2 separate regions of the Homo sapiens genome follow, and region 2 is linked to region 1. A link is a loop called in an ENCODE intact Hi-C map of the cell type or tissue named here. Cell type or tissue: heart left ventricle. All regions are shown on one strand.

Region 1 (8,000 bases):
AAAAGAACTAGACTGGGCACGGTGGCTCACGACTGTAATCCTAGCACTTTGGGAGGCTGAGGTGGGAGGATTGCTTAAGCCCAGGAGTTCAAGATGAGCCTGGGCAATATGGTGAGACCCTATCTCTATTTAAAAAAAAAAAAGAAAGAAAAAGAAATAGCAAGAGAACTAGAATTAGAAGTGAAGCCTGAAGATGTGACTGAATTGCTGCAATCTCATGATTCAAGTTGAATGAATGAGGAGTTGCTGCTTATGCATGAGCCAAGAAAGTGGTTTCTTGGGATAAAATCTGCTTATGGTGGCTGGGTGTAGTGACTCACGCGCCAGTAGTCCCAGCACTTTGGAAGGCCTAGGTGGATGGATCAAGAGGTCAGGAGTTCAAGACCTGGCCTGGCCAATATGGTAAAACCCTGTCTCCACTAAAAATACAAAAATTAGCTGGGCATGGTGGCATATGCCTGTAATCCCAGCTACTTGGGAGGCTGAGGCAGGAGAATTGCTGGAACCCAGGAGGTGGAGGTTGCAGTGAGCCAAGATGGCGCCATTGCACTCCAGCCTGGGCAACAGAGCAAGACTCCATTTCAAAAAAAAAAAAGAATCTGCTTATGGTGAAGATGCTGTGAACATTGTTGCAATGACAACAGGGATTCAGAATGTTTAGAATTGAGAATATTACATAAACTTAGTTGATGACGAACTGGCAGGAGTTGATAGGATTGATTCCAATTTTGAAAGAAGTTCTACTGTAGGTAAAATGTTATCAAACAGCATCACATGCTACAGATAAATCTGTTGTGAAAGGAAGAGTCAACTGATGCAGCAAACTCCCTTGCTGTCTGATTTTAAGAAATAGCCATAGCTACCCCAGCTTTCAGCAACCACCACCCTGATCAGTCAGTAGCCATCAACGCTGAGGCAAGACCCTTCACCAGCGAAAAGATTATGACTCACTGAAGTCTCAAGACAATCATGAGCACTTTTTCTCTTTTTTAGCAATAAAGCATTTTAAAATTAATGTACGTACTTTTTATTTTTATTTTATTTATTTATTTATTTTGAGATGAAGTCTTACTCTGTCACCCAGACTGGAGTGCAGTGGTACGATCTCGGCTCACTGCAACCTCCGCCTCCCAGGTTCAAGCCATTCTCCTGCCTCAGCCTCCCAAGTAGCTGGGACAACAGGTGTGCACCACCATGTTCCGCCAATTTTTTGTATTTTTAGTAGAGATGGGGTTTCACCATGTTGGCCAGGCTTATCTCAAACTGCTGACCTCAGGGGATCCACCTGCCTCGGCCTCCCAAAGTGTTGGGATTACAGGCGTGAGCCACCACGCCTAGCCCAGTATGTACTTTTTAGACATTGCTTTTGCATACCTAATAGACTGTAATATATTGGAAACATAACTTTTGTATACCCTTGGAAACAAAAAATTTTGTGTGGCTGGCTTTATTGCAATATTTGCTTTATTGCAAGGGTGTGGAACTGACCCCACAGCATCTCTGAGGTATGCCTGTATTGAAGGAGTCAGGTTCTCTGTCCCATAGAATTCCTCATATTCTGGTTTTGGCTTCTTTCTTCCTTATAATGTTGGTTAGCGTGTTCCTCTATCTCTTGAATTTCCTGTAAACTGGTAGTTAGATCTAGATGTATGATTAAATCCAGGCTTAATTATTTCTGGAAAGAACACTGCTTAGGGAATGTTGTGTTCTTGCTAATTTGAGGAGACACCTAATACTCACAGCATCTTCTTAGCTCACGTTAAATGCATACTTACTAAATGCATGCTGTTGTTTTTCTTAAATTTAACATACTTTTCTTGAATTACAATCTGGCCCCACTTGTAGCTTCTTACTATTGACTTTATGTTTTATCCCAAAACTGTCATGAACCACAGGGTACTCCAAGCAGCTGACACCTCTTGGAGATCAGCAGGTACAACACAGGAGGTTATTCCTGAAGTTCCATTTATTGTCCCTAATTATCATTATACCCAGTTGTTGATTTTTAACCTCTCAAGTACAGATGAAGTTTTGCCTGGGATAAAATAGTCCATGGTATTGGCCAGGTACTGTGTTCCATGCTAGTCCTCAGACCTCCGAGGAATCAGGCATGTTTTTACAAAGCAAAGCAATCACTTTCACAGGTCTGAGTTACTGATACTGATAAACCATTTGTAAGTTTGCATGTATTATTTAACAGAAACTCCCACGTGCATCTAAGCAAGTTTGCATAAATTGATTAAAGAATAATTCTCAGCTGCAATAATATTAATTATTGTCCTGGAGCCCCCAATGATAGTTTTAGGAATTCAATCTGAAATGCCCTCCATGCTACCAGGACTTTCATTGGTGAAATTTAGGCAGTTGCTTGAGGGCTGTGGCATCTCAAAGCAACTACAGAGAACAAGGTCATTGTGAGATTAGCCCCAGGTTCTGCTTGCCTTCTTTCTTCCTTTCTACCCAGGAGCCAGGGAGGTAATTGTCATTGGCTAGGGAAAGTTAACCCAACTACTCAAATTAAATGGATGCAATTCTCACAATCAAGGGCTTAAAATAGACATGTAGTCTCAATTGTTCTATTGTGGAGACCTGTCTTGAGAAAACATGATCCATTCACAGAGGAGGATGGGATGGCCTCTTCTAGGTCCAATTTTGAATTTCATGAAGATTCCCTTGGGAACCTGGAGCCACTAAGGAAATGGAACTATCAGGTCCTGGAAGTGAATGTTTGCCAGTCACACTGAAGTTAGAACATCTTTGTAGAAAAAATTGGTGTGATTTACTTTACTCATAGAGTCATACTTGATTTGAACCCTGGGCTTTGCTTTGGTTGAACATGCTATTATGGCTGCATAGGCAGGGGTCAACCAAGAGCAAATTTCTGGAGGAGGGCCACATTGCCACAATCAGCTGATTAAAACTCAAGTGGGTTTTCAAAGCCTCGCTCCAGGTCAGGTTATCTTTGCATCTGTTTTTCCACTACCATTAGAGGAATAACAGCAGCCTACTTTGGAGAAAAAAAAAATGATCGGAAAAACATAGTGAGAGCATTTACCAACACAGTATTCATATTTCTCTGAGCCCTGGGGCTCTGGACCACCACAGAGAAAAGTTTTGTTTAACCTTTCCATGATGGGAAAACACTCATCCCTAATGCCAGCTCTCCACCTTCCAGCCGAGTCAAACTGCAGTAGTGGGAAATTGCTAGGGAAGCCGGCTTTGCAACAGTGAACAAATGTCTTTGTGAGAGAAGAAGGCTGCTCTGAGCAGTGGCTAATGGGGCTGCTTAGTGGAATTTTTTTCCCTTTTTAACCAAACTGAGCCTTGCTCCTTTCTGGCAGGCAGACAGGCCCACTCTTCCAAGTACGCAGGAAAGTTCTGTTTTGACAAGCGCACACATTCTTTTTCAGAAAGCCACAGAGGCAAACGCCTTTGTTGCAGACAGACCAACTCCCTTCCAGCCCAGGAGGTGAAAACTCTTTCATGAGCCACATAATGGGAGCAGCAGTTGTGCTTGCTTATACAGTTCCCGAAAAGTACATAACTTCCATTATGTAGCTTCCACATACGGAATGTACTTCCTCTCGCAAACCCAAACGCTAGCAGGGCTGTTTGTCCGGCACTGGGCCTGGCAAGGAGCAGGAGGTTGGCAGGACTCATGAGGCATTTTTCTGTTGGGCTTTGGTTTCCTGGCCAGTTGAACTCAGTCCAATTATTGTCCCAAAGTTCTGCCAGATAAAACAAGGAGAGAGCTTTTCTAGATGCCTGGCCTTGGGACTAGGAGATGGGGGAGGGAAGGTGCAAGCTGAATGGGGGTGGGGTGGGGCACACCCAAGGCCAGGGCTCAGGAGTCCCCTTTCCAAGCAAGGGCTCTGACTCCGCCCTGTAGAATGTGCAGCAGCCTCCAGAGACCTTGCCCTTCGGGTGAATGCCTGGCACTCAGGCCATTCTCCCTCTGGCATGGGGCCTGATCTTAGCATCATTTGTGATGGAAAGTCAAATTTCCTGGAACATAGGGTTAGCTTTTCAGCAGACTAATCCCATTTGCAATATACTATACAGTATTCCGAGCAGAATTGGCCCTATCCAGCAGCAGTTTAGAAGGCTGCTTCCTTGAGATGGTATCAATAACAGTGCAAGATACTGCCCACTTCCAAAGTGTCTCCCTTTACTGCCCTTCCATTGCACTTGAACTTCCTACTGTTGGAACCAGTATTTAAGAGTCACTAAAGCAATGTCTTCAGAAAATTCTATTTAAGTGCATGTATTAAATTCATAATTATGCCCACATTAAGATGCATAAATACATGTGAGCAAATTACAAAATATATGTAGGCTTAACCCCTATGGGTCTAGTGGTTACTCCCCATCCCTCCTTCTTAAGGAATGGTTGCATCTTTTCGACAGAAGAGGCTGAGGATAAATGTCTGCTCTGGAATCTCCTCACATTGCCCTGGTTCCATCTTTATCTTACTTCCTTCAACAGTCCATGAAGGGGCTTTTCCCAAATCAGTATAAACAAACTCACATTGGATTGATCATTTTCTTGTGTCTGAGCTGGGTTGCTAAATACAGAAGTTGTTCAATGTCCAGTATTTAAAATATGGAGACTTTCTGTCTTGATTACAGTTCAGTAACTCTATTTCTGTTGCTCTGTTATTTTGGTACCTAAGTGTGATTGCATAAATCTGTGAAATGTTGGAAATTCAAGTGGAGCTCATTTTTTCTGAGATATAAGTGCACTCTGGTTTTGCTTTTTGAAAAATGTCTTTGAAGTTTCCCTATACAAAGTGCCTGTGTTCAGCCCTGCAGAGGTGGCGGCAGGGCGGAGGGGCTTGAGCCTCCCTGATGACAAGCAGGACAAGGAATATCATCCAGGCTGTCAGTTGCCAACAGGATTCTGATCACTCAAGGCCCTTGCCCCTGTGGTCACTTTAGGTCTTCCACTATTGAATGTCCCTCTGGTTCTAGCAATTTTTCTCTGACCACAAATTGTGGCTTTGCTAATGTTTGATGTTTACTTAATTCCATGAAGTCTAGGTCACACATATTGTCTTGTTGCCTCCCAGTTTTCTCATACCTAACCTGAAGAGTAATGGAGACCCAGGACATGGGATCAGTGCAGGGAGGAAGGCCTGGGATTCTAAGCCACTTCTATTTCTATATAAATGTGTAGAATAGGAAGTTAAAAAAAACTCATTCAGACTGGGTAACGCAGGCAGACATCACTAAAGAAGTAGCACTGAGGCTGAGGCCTGAATGAAGAGAAAGAGGCAGCCCCATGAGGAGCGGGAGAAAGAGCCTACAGGTAAAGGGAAGAGCAAAAGCGAAGGTCCTAACTTAGAAACGAGCTGGAGGCATCATACAACCAAGGCCTGGTCACTGTGTCTGCAGCTGCAAGAAAGGGGGAGAATGGCATGCATGGGACAAAGACGCTCAGAGTAAAGTGTTTGAAACTATTGGGAAAGAATCCAGAAAGCCTTGGAGGGTTTTAAACAGGGAGAATGATGCAATCCAAACTATATATTTAAAATTCCCCTCTGGCAGCCGTACAGGAAGACAAGTAAGGACCACTGCCTAAATCAAGACAAGAGACAATGGTGGGAAAGATGCTGAGAGCCCCAGGCAGATCTCAGAGACATTTTGGAAGTTTAATTGACAGGATTTGGTAATGGGCTGGATATGACCCCAGGATCCCAGGCTCTGCCTGGTCCCAGTCCACTGTCTTTACCTGAACTTTATCACCTCTTAAGGATCCTCCAGGAGCCCATAGAAGCTGAGCCAGGCATTGGCACCCAGCTCGTGAATTAATCCAGACCACTTAGCACTTGTGCACACCTGCTGTTCCTGAGTCTCAGCTTTACTGAGGCCTTGAAACCTCTCTTTCTTCCTCTATTCCCCTGGTTACCATTGTGTTCCTAGAGCTTCCATATGTCAGGCTTCACTCTGACACCTGCTCCAGGGTGATCCACAATGTGGCTCTTGCTATTCACCCTTATGGCTTTATTCTGTGGGTACAATGCATCCCCCACCCTGTCCCAGCACCTACAGGCCTAACTGGCTGGGTCTGCCCCTCACCAACCCCTTTTCCCCAATCATGTGTGGTCCTGAGATGCTGCCCAGCTTTCTAAGAATGCCTCTTTTATTGGGATATTATACTTCTAGCCATTGACTAGGGCTGCTTCTACCTGGCTATGCCTCTTAGATCCATGTCTCACTGGCCTCCTGTTTCTAAGAGTCTACCCTTCTTGAGAACTCTTGCTTGTCTCATGGCCTAGATGAGATCCTATCTGCCTGTTCCTCTTCTATGGCACCACTAACTAGAACCAAAATGAAGCTGCTATGTCCCTTTGGACTGTTGGCTTCTTCTGTCTTGGGTGGCAGACAGAGCTAATGGCAGGGAGGCCACTAGCTGGCCCTGTCTTGGCCAGACCAAAGTTCTTCCTATGTGGTGAGATCCTGGCCTGTCACTTTGCTACACCCACCCAAGTCACAACCATGAGAGCACTATGCAATGAATATGCCTAGGTAAATATGCCTATACAGGCTGATTCTTGTGCATAAACATGTATATATGTAGGTATATGTTTATTAATAGAAGTCTACAATGACACAACTTCTTATAATTATTTTAGTTCATCTAAGGCCATATATGTAAGGATTAAAATTCAGATATGTAGACAGACCCTGATTATTGGGTATGGTCATGAACTGCTCACAAAATGACACCTCCCTGAATAGGTCTCACTCTAATCTTGCTTTTATCTTCCTGCACAGAATTATTCAGGTAGGCCTTCCTTTAAAAAAAAAGAAAATAAGACAAGATCATTGCAGAAAAGCATACCCAACTCCCATAGTTTACCACCTCTTCAAAGCTGATTCTTTCCTTGGTTCATCTTTTTCTTATGATTCATAATTCCTTACTTTTTATATCAGTCACCTATGGTCATAATAGTGCTGCATGAGGTACAATCTCAAAATATAGTGGCTTAGGATAATAAACATCCATTCACTTTACTGTTCTGTGTGTTGGTATTTTAGGCAGAGGTGGCTGAGCAGTCCTGGTCTCAGAATTCTCTCACGTTCCTGGTAATTGACTATTGGTTGATCTTGGCTGAGATGACTCTGGTGACTTGCCGGTTCCCACGTTGTGTGTCCCATCCTCCAGGAGCCAGACTGGGCATGTTGTCATGGTGATGACAGAAGGCAAGAACAGAAACGTAAATGGAAACATGCAAGTACTCTTTCGAGCATTTGTTTGTGTCACATCTACTAACCTCCCATTGGATAAAGCAAGTCACATGGCTTTTAATGAAAGAGTTAAAGCTTTAACAACACCTCTGGAGGCTTCCATAGTCAAGAATTTTGAGGTTTAGTTGAGTAAAATGGCAGAGTCAAAAGAATAAACCATCAGATGGAATGTCTTAGGAAGACTGCAGTAACAAGAAATTTTAAGAGCTTCAAGCCAGGAAGATCTTAGCTTGAAGAAATCCTCACCCCACCATTTTATAAATAAATAAATAAATAAATAAATAAATAAATAAATAAATAAATAAAAAAAAATAAAGCCCAGAGGGGTTCAAGTGCATTTTCAAAGGGAGAGAGATGGAGCTAGAACAAGAATCCAAGTCTTTTGCTCAGCCCAGTGTTCCTTCTGTTGCCTGAAGTTTCTCTGGCCATTGGCCACTCGGCTCCTCTATAATGTTCACCTCTAACCTTTGTTTTCATTTTCCTATCATCCAACTGCGTGATAATAAATTGGTCTCAGTACTCTGTTTTCTTAATTCCTAGTAGAAGCTGAAGGCATTGCTTTTCTCCTGGGAACACTGTTTGGTGCTGACTGATTGGAGGTGCCTCCCCTGGGTTTGCAGAGGGAGCAAGGTTTTAGTTCCTGGAAAATTTAATACACAATTTGATCTTTGCTACTCTACTGAACTTCTCCTAAGCTTGCCTTTCCTTATCTCCTTGCTCTCCCAGCTGCCAGGTAATTTGATCTGGAT
Region 2 (8,000 bases), 190 kb after region 1:
TATATGTATACACACTGTATATACATACACACTATATATATACATACTGTATATATACACACATATACATACAGATTAGTAAGATATACTGTGCACACATGCCATATATAATACATGCAATTATATATATGCAATTGTATATGGGGGGTGTGCACAGTATATGTATTGTGCGCACAGTATATCTATTACATATGGCGAGTATGCACAGTATATCTTGCTATATATATGTATTATAGATCATGCATGTCCTCTAGATCAACATTTGCTAAATGAATAGGTAAATGTTCACTTATTCTTTTGCTTGATCCACCTCCAGTTTCTGTTGTGGGTAGGCTACAGGCTGCTATGGAAATCACAAAAAGCAGCAATAGCCTTTATTTATAAATAAAAAGATGACTATTTTAAAATACTAATAATTAACCCTAGAAAACCTTTTACAAAGCAGATGGGAGGTTGATGCATGGTTGGTGGAAATCCGGATGCTCTAGTCCCTTGCCCTGGCTCCACTGCCACCCTCCTGCCCTGCCCCTGCTCTGCCTCTTGGCAATAGGACTACTGGAGGTGGGCTGTGGGGGGAAGATCATGGGAATCCTAGAGTCATCAGCTAAGCCAGAGAGGAGTCTTTATGCATAAAGATTTGTGCAAATCCTGACCCTGGACCAGTGTTTATAAAAGAGAATTTCTAAAAAAGCCAAGTGGTGCTCAACCATTCCCAGCTGGGAGTTTCTTCCCTGGGAAGATAAAGCTGGAACTGAAACTACAGGAATAATTATATTTTAAATTGAGGAACTAGGAAGAGAAAATAAGCAGAAGCATTAAGGAGTTACCTCTTGGCTTATAAAATAATGTTAGAGGTTTGTGGAATAAAGCTGATTATGGAATCTGGAAACAAGACCTAGGCCATTTAACTTGCAAAACAGGCCTCAGCCTCTGAGCAGGGCCCAGTGCAGCCAAGCTAAAGTCACCCATATGCTGGAAGCCCACGTGAGCTTGGATAGGAATGTTCTAGATTTCCTTTAGCAAAATGTATTCTTCATGAGGTATTGGTGGAAAATAACATTGCAGGGCTCTGGAATATTCTGTTTATACAATTAGAGACAAAAAGGAAGAAGAAAGTTCTGATAGTTTGCCAAGAATCCTTTCTCTCCCTCAGAGAATTTTATCTGAGTCCTCCTCAAGAGGGAAGCGGGAGAGAAGAAAAGAGCCGAAAATGCAGCTCCTCCTGCCTTAGGTCATAAGTGTTAAAATACCACAAAAAGCCAAGGACTCCAAAAGTTCCACCTCAGATGACTTAAGCAGCAAAATAGCTAAAGAAGGAAAAATAAAAGTGGTGGGAGTGGGGAGGGACCCTTAGAGAATCTGGAGAAGAAATGGACCCCCCAGAACCAAGCCAGGGTGATGCTGCTAAGCAAAGACACAGGGAGGCCAGCCCTGCCAAAGCACTGAACTCTGAACAGATACAATAACAAATAGTCCATGCACAAAGAGGAGGGAACTTCTACTCTCAAAAATACGGGGGTTGTAGGAACTCACAATGAATACTACAAATACTGGAAACATAAGCACAAGTTCCCATGATGGTATCCTATTCGAGTGCCAAAGTGTTTAGGCAAATATGAGTGACAGGGGAAAACTACTGTACAATTTATCCTCAAAGAACAAAATTAGGTCAAATTCTAAAGTGAAAACTTGGCCATCTTTTGGGGACTTCTGTTGGAAATATTTTGTTGTTTTTCTTTGCTTTTGTTGTAGATGACAGTTAATAAAAAGTCAGGCCAGGCATGATGGCTCATACCTGTAGTCCCAGCACTTTAGGAAGCCAAGCTGGGAAGACTGCTTGAGGCCAAGAGTTCAAGGCCAGCCTGGGCAGCATAACTAGACCCTATCTCTACAAAAAAAAAATTAAAATTAGCCAGGCTTGGTGGTGTTAGCCTGTAGTCCCAGCTACTTCGGAGGCTGAGGCAGGAGGATCCCTTGAGCCCAGGAATTCAAAGCTGCAGTGAGCTATGATCATACCACTGCACTCCAGCCTGGGATACAGAGCAAGACTCTGTCTCTTAAAAAAAAAAAAAAAAAAAAATCTGAAGACAAAACCCGATAAATGAATGTATTACATAGTGCTTAAAAAAACAACCAAGGAACTCTGGGAGGAAGAGAGGAGGTCAGAAGGAAAATGGCCCAGAATAGACACTACTTATTCCCTGAAAGTCTAGGACTAAAGCCCCAGCTCAGAGAAAGTTTGAAGCAACCACAGCGGTAGGGTTCCAAGCATGATCTTTCAAGTATGGTGTACAAAGGTGATCCACAGGTGTATGGGAAGAGAATGTTAGATCATCCACTTCTGTTTATCAAAAAAGGACAGAAATTAATACTTTATTTAATATATGAATTGACACTGGAGGTCTCCCTCAGTCACTATGTCAGCCAGATGTCACTCGGGCTCTGTGGCTTGACTCGTTCACAGTATGCAGAGGCTGGCAGTAGAACTCCATTATTCACGCTGCCTTGCAGTGTGACCGGTTAAGTGGATAGGCTGAGTATACAGGCTAGTTTTAGATGAATACTAAAAACATTCCTGCAAAGAAACAGTTATTGAAGATAATTCTAAGTATTGAAATACAAGTGAACAAAAAAACAGCCTAGCTGATACTTCTCCTGCTCCGTCCTTATTAAGCACTTGAAATGTCACTAGAGTGGCTGAGGAACCGAAGTTCAAATTCTATTAATTTTAATTAATGTAAATATATATTTAAAATCTGATATGTGATTCCATTACTGTAAAACTTTTAAGTATATGTGGAACCACTTGAGTATATGAATCTATTCTGGCAACTATAAAGTTTGTGAAACTGAAATGCAATTAAGAATTCCAATGATTATTTTTTAGCATTGGAATTGAGGTGTGCTGTAAGTGTGAAATACACACAGGAGTTCAAAGACTTGGTAAGAAAAAAGAATATAAAGTATCTAATAATTTTTATATTGTTACATGTTGAAATGGTAATGCTTTTAATATAATGGAATTAAAAATATATATTATAAAAATTAATTTTACCATTTAAGAGTTTTTTGATGTTTCTACAAGAAAATTTAAAATTAAAATTCTGCAAGAAAATTTAAAACTAAAATTACATTATTTTAATTATATTGTCTTTATAGTGTTTTCATATTATCTTTTATAGTGTCTTACATCATCTGTCTACTGGATAGCACTGGTAGAGAGGACTTCTTTGCCCTATACCAGGTCACTCATCCTTGGTAGCCCTGGAGGGTCTTGAAAAATGCACAACCTTATCTACCTATACTGGAGTTTTTTGTTTCATAGTAAGATTACCAGAAAAATAGAAAACATACCCAACATGGGCACAAAAACTGCTGGGGTCATTTTCTCTGTGCCAGATGTGAGCTGCCAATATCATCATTTCCATTGGCAAAGCCCTTCAAACTTTAAAACAAAATGTAATTACTTTTACACACCCTTCCCCTTCCTACCTCATGAGACTATTATGAAGCTGAAGAGAGAATGTGAAAATTCTGTGACATTGGAACAAGGGATGATTAAAATATCAGCCAAGTAAACACTTTCCAACAGTTACTACCTCTGACCTTCACACTTATGTGGGGGCAATATTCCCATTTCATAGGTGAGGAAACTGTGGCAGAGAGAGGCTAGGTCCTTTCCCTGAGTCACACAGACAGCAGGTGGTGGGGCTGACATCTAGACCTCTACTCTGACCTATCAGAGAGTCATTGACACTGGTGGAGTGGACAAGAGACCTCACCCTCTGGAAACAATTTTCAAATGAGAAACTGTCTGGAAGTCTCTCTGCTTCTCTGATCTGCAGGCTGGCCTCTCCAGTCCTTGGTGAGCAGCTTCTCTGCATGGGAGCAACAGTTCCCATGACAGCTGCAGGGAACCATGGGAAAAGGGGAAAAAAACTTCCTGAATGCACTCATTGTCTTTCCAGACATTTCCGGCAGGAGGGTTGGTTCTTGGGAAACAAGACCTCATTCTTAAACTGGCTCTGCACACTCAGGTATGTGCCAAAGTGGCATCAGCATGGCCAACAACCACTTATTTGTCTAAAGCAACAGATGACTCGCTGGGGCTACTTGAACTTCTGGCCGGGAAGCTGACCCCACTCTTACTGCCCACAGAACCTCCAGGTTCCTCTGATAGGTCAGCGGGAGGGTGACCTTCAGCCCCAAATGCCTGTTTCTTCCCTTCCCAGTCATGACCAGTGGCAGGCCTGGCACGGGTGGTGGAGAAGGACAATATTCACTTCCAACGGTCAGTGGTTGTACACAGGGCCCTTCCCAAGCCATGGATTCCAGGCCCAGCCCTCCTTTCTGAAAGGTGGTAGTTTGACTTGGAATGAGATGCGCCTGCACCTGCCAAGTTCAACACACAGTGAAGAGAAACACAGCTCAATCCCCAAAGGCCCCGCCTAAGGCAAGGCAGAGACAGGGCAGTTCATCTGGAGAACAAGGGGGGTGAGCCAGGTTCCAGCACAGTCGATGCAGATGGGAATGGGGAGGCATGGGGAGGGAGTAAAGAGCTATGAACTGAGGCTCTGGGAGCGGGGATGGAAGGAGGTGGGTCGAGTTCCCACTCCTGCCCACCTCCTTTTTCATCTACTTTCCCTTTGGCCTTAAAATAACCCCATAAGTTTTGATTGATGTTTTTTGTTGTTTTAACTGGTTGTCCTCAGGGAGGGTTTTCAGAAAGAGCAGCAGCGTTTCCAGGAGCTGGCAGGGCCTCAGAGTGAAGCAAGCTCGCCCACACCCACTCCCTTCCTCACCAAGCACCAGGCAGCTCAGCCAAGGACTTCCTTCTCCTCCCCCCTGGCTTCCTCCCCTTCTCTCTCACCATTTCACCCAGGGGGGAAAAGCTCCAAGTTTTAAAAGAGTCAGCTCAAACCAGCAGCATACTTGAAATATAGAGGAAAGCCCTGCTAGGATGTCCAACAGCTCTGTGTTGTGTGACCTGGGTCGGGGAGATGGGGAGGACAGAACTGACCACAGATACCCGACCTCTAGATGAGTCCTACCCCCTAATATAATCAATGGCTTTGACCTCCTTGAAGAGCTGTTTAAAAGATTTCACATCAGCTGACTTGAGTTTCAGCCCCTGCTGTCTAATGGAAATGAATAAAAGACCCCAGGTAATAGCCCACCTTAATAGTTGCCATCTTGATAACAGAAGGGGGTTTGTAGGGCTGTTTCTGGATCTGGCAGAAACTGATCTGGGTCACTAAATGGCTTTACAGTTACAGCTGGTCTTCATTAATTATTAGATAGTTGCTAGTTAGACCAATTTGAACACTTCTAAGAGCAGCTTAATGGTTGTTTATTAAACTCTCTCCAATTATGACTGCTTAGCATATCAAAAGGCTGGGAAAATACCCCCAGGTAACCTTGGGAAGAGAAGGCAGGCACAGGTACAATGGGTGACTTTGCTGGGCTTAACAAAGATCCCAGAAAAAGAGCAAATTCAAATGAAGGTGAAAGTCACCCTTTAAATAAACCATGGACTGAAACAAATGCTAAAGAGTAAACCATTGCACAGTTCAACAACTCCCTCCCTCTTCTGGGTAATTGAAAATACTGTAACATTGTTTTGCACTTGGACTCAGTATTATGAAGTTTCTATGGTGGTGAGGAGTAAACCCTCATATGTACATATTTACAAGGTTGTGAACACTAAACCCTGCATACTGTACCTTCTGAGCAAGTTAAATGATTTTAATCCCTGATAGTCACCAATCTTGATTTTTACCTTATACTGTCTTTAGAATGTAACATTTAAATAGAGACGGGATCCCACTGTGCTACCAGTAATATCTGCATTGAGATTTTACTGTATGCCAGGAACTTTACAAGCATATTCATTTAATCCTTAGAATACCTTTTGAGTTTTGTTATTATCTCAGTTTTACAAATGAAGCACTAAGGTTCAGAGAGGCTTTGGTAACATGCCAAGTTCACAGAGTTTAAAAATGCCGAAAGTCAAGACTTACTCAATGGGCATCAAACTCCGGATCCCATGGCTTAATCTCTATGCTATAGTTCCCTAGTCTGATGGTCAACTTCTGATCTTCCAAATCAGAAAACTCCATCAGAGAGTCAAAACTTTAAATCAGTAGTCAATATTGAAAGCTTTGTCTCTCTGATGGAGTTTTCTGATTTGGAGGGAACAAGTATTGTTGGGACACTGCCCAGATCCCCCTCAGATCCCTTTTACTGAGTCTCTGTTCATCTCCCCCAGCTTCAATGAGCTTTTGCCTTTGTATTTGTCCTATTGCTTCTGTAACAAATTGCCACCTTCTTTTTCTTTTCCTTTTTTTTTTAGACAGAGTCTTACTCTGTCTCCCAGGCTGGAGTGCAGTGGCATGATCTCAGCTCACTGCAACCTCTGCCTCCCAGGTTCAAGTGCTTCTCGTGCCTCAGTCTCCTGAGTAGCTGGGACTACAAGCACCCACAACCACGCCTGGCTAATTTTTGTATTTTCAATAGAGACGGGGCTTCACCATGTTGGCCAGGCTGGTCTCGAACTCCTGACCTCAGGTGATCCACCCGCCTTGGCCTCTCAAAGTGCTGGGATTACAGGCGTGAGCCACCGCACCCGGCCACCACCTTCTTTGTGGTTTGAAATAACATAAACTTATTATCTAACAGTTCTGGAAATCAGAAGTCCCAAATGGGTCCCATGGGGCTAAAATCAAGGTGTTGGCAGGGCTACATTCCTTCTAGAGGATCTAGGAGAGAACCCATTTCCTTGTCTTTTCCAGCTTCTAGAGGCTGCCTACAGTCCCTTTCCATCTTCAAAGCCAGCAATCAAATCACTCTGACCTCTGCTTCTGTCATCATATCATCTTCTCTGACTCATCCACCTCCCTCTTTCTCATATAATGACTTTGTGATTGCATTGAACCCACCTGGATAACCCAGGATGATCTCTCTATCTCAAGATTCTTAGTTTAATCACATCTGCAAGGTCTTTTTTTTTTTTTTTTTTTTTGGGGACAGGGTTCCATTCTGTCACCCAGGCTGTAGTGCAGTGGCATGATCACAGCTCACTGCAGCCTCAACCTCCCCAGCTCAGGTGATCCTCCCACCTCAGCCTCTGAGGTAGCTGGGACTATAAGTGTGCATCACCACACCCAGCTAATTTTTTGTACTTTTCGTAGATATGGTATTTCACCATGTTGCCCAGGCTGGTCTTGAACTCCTGGACTCAAGCTATCCATTAAGATAATGCACAGGTTCCCGGGATTAGATGTGGACAGGTTTCAGAGCCATTATTCTTCCTAACACAGCATCTAATGACTGCAGCTGTTTCTCTCTTCCAAGGACTTTCCTTGGGCTCTTGATACCATTTTTCCCACAAGCAGATAGCTGCAAGTATTTCAGTTACAACATGTCCAGGCTTTCCCCAGACTGAGGGGTTTCCTGGGCCATGGGACTTTCAGTCCTAAAGCCAGGATAGTCCTGGACCAACTAAGGTGGTTGGTTACTCAATCCCAGATCAGACCTTAGCCAGTGACCGACAGTGCTGGACTACATAAACTTAGCTCCTTTGCCTCAAGTTTGGACAAACTCTGAGAGATAATTTACACTTCAGAGTTCCCCTATAGGATTAGGCTGTAGCTGCTGTCTTTGCCTAACATTCCACCCCTTACTAACTTCCCTCCCTTCCCTGTCTTTCTTTCCCATTCCCACACTAGTTCTACTGGAAGCAGTTTCTTAACAAACCACCTGCATACCAATCTTCATCTCAAGGCCTGCATCTGTGGTGACCAGCTTAAGAAGGAAGGTTATAGTAGCTTTGTTATCATTTATTCAACAAACATTATTGAACTCCTTTAATATATCAGGTACTAACCCAGGGATCAAAAGTCAAACAGAAGCTAATTTCAGTCCTTATGAAGCTCACAAAAAAGTAAGGAGACAATAGAGGAGAACCAATAATACATTTTGTTAAGCAAGAGAGGCATCCA

Evidence for each region. A loop is a pair of places that touch in the nucleus more often than their neighbours do. Peaks named below come from ENCODE experiments on the same cell type or tissue, not always from the same donor. Only the 100,000 strongest peaks of a DNase experiment are listed, where the experiment ranks them.
Region 2: a loop joins it to region 1, with 4 times the contacts of the local background. A loop is called at or near these places in 4 of 110 quality-filtered maps.

The regions. Positions count from the first base shown.
Region 1 is chr3:40,873,669-40,881,668 of GRCh38, reverse strand. All of the region lies in intron 2 of LOC105377043 (a long non-coding RNA gene), which reads right to left. LOC124906230 (a long non-coding RNA gene) reads right to left here. Exons shown (of 3, transcript XR_007095887.1): 3 at 5,346-7,176. Among named protein-coding and RNA genes, the nearest start is that of CTNNB1, 320 kb to the left of the region's middle. In heart left ventricle, no CTCF peak of the experiment used is centred here; DNase peaks (open chromatin) are centred at 3,368, 3,628 and 3,858; H3K27ac peaks cover 2,590 bases.
Region 2 is chr3:40,687,683-40,695,682 of GRCh38, reverse strand. No RefSeq gene overlaps it. Among named protein-coding and RNA genes, the nearest start is that of ZNF621, 170 kb to the right of the region's middle. In heart left ventricle, no CTCF peak of the experiment used is centred here; DNase peaks (open chromatin) are centred at 4,412 and 4,782; H3K27ac peaks cover 3,118 bases.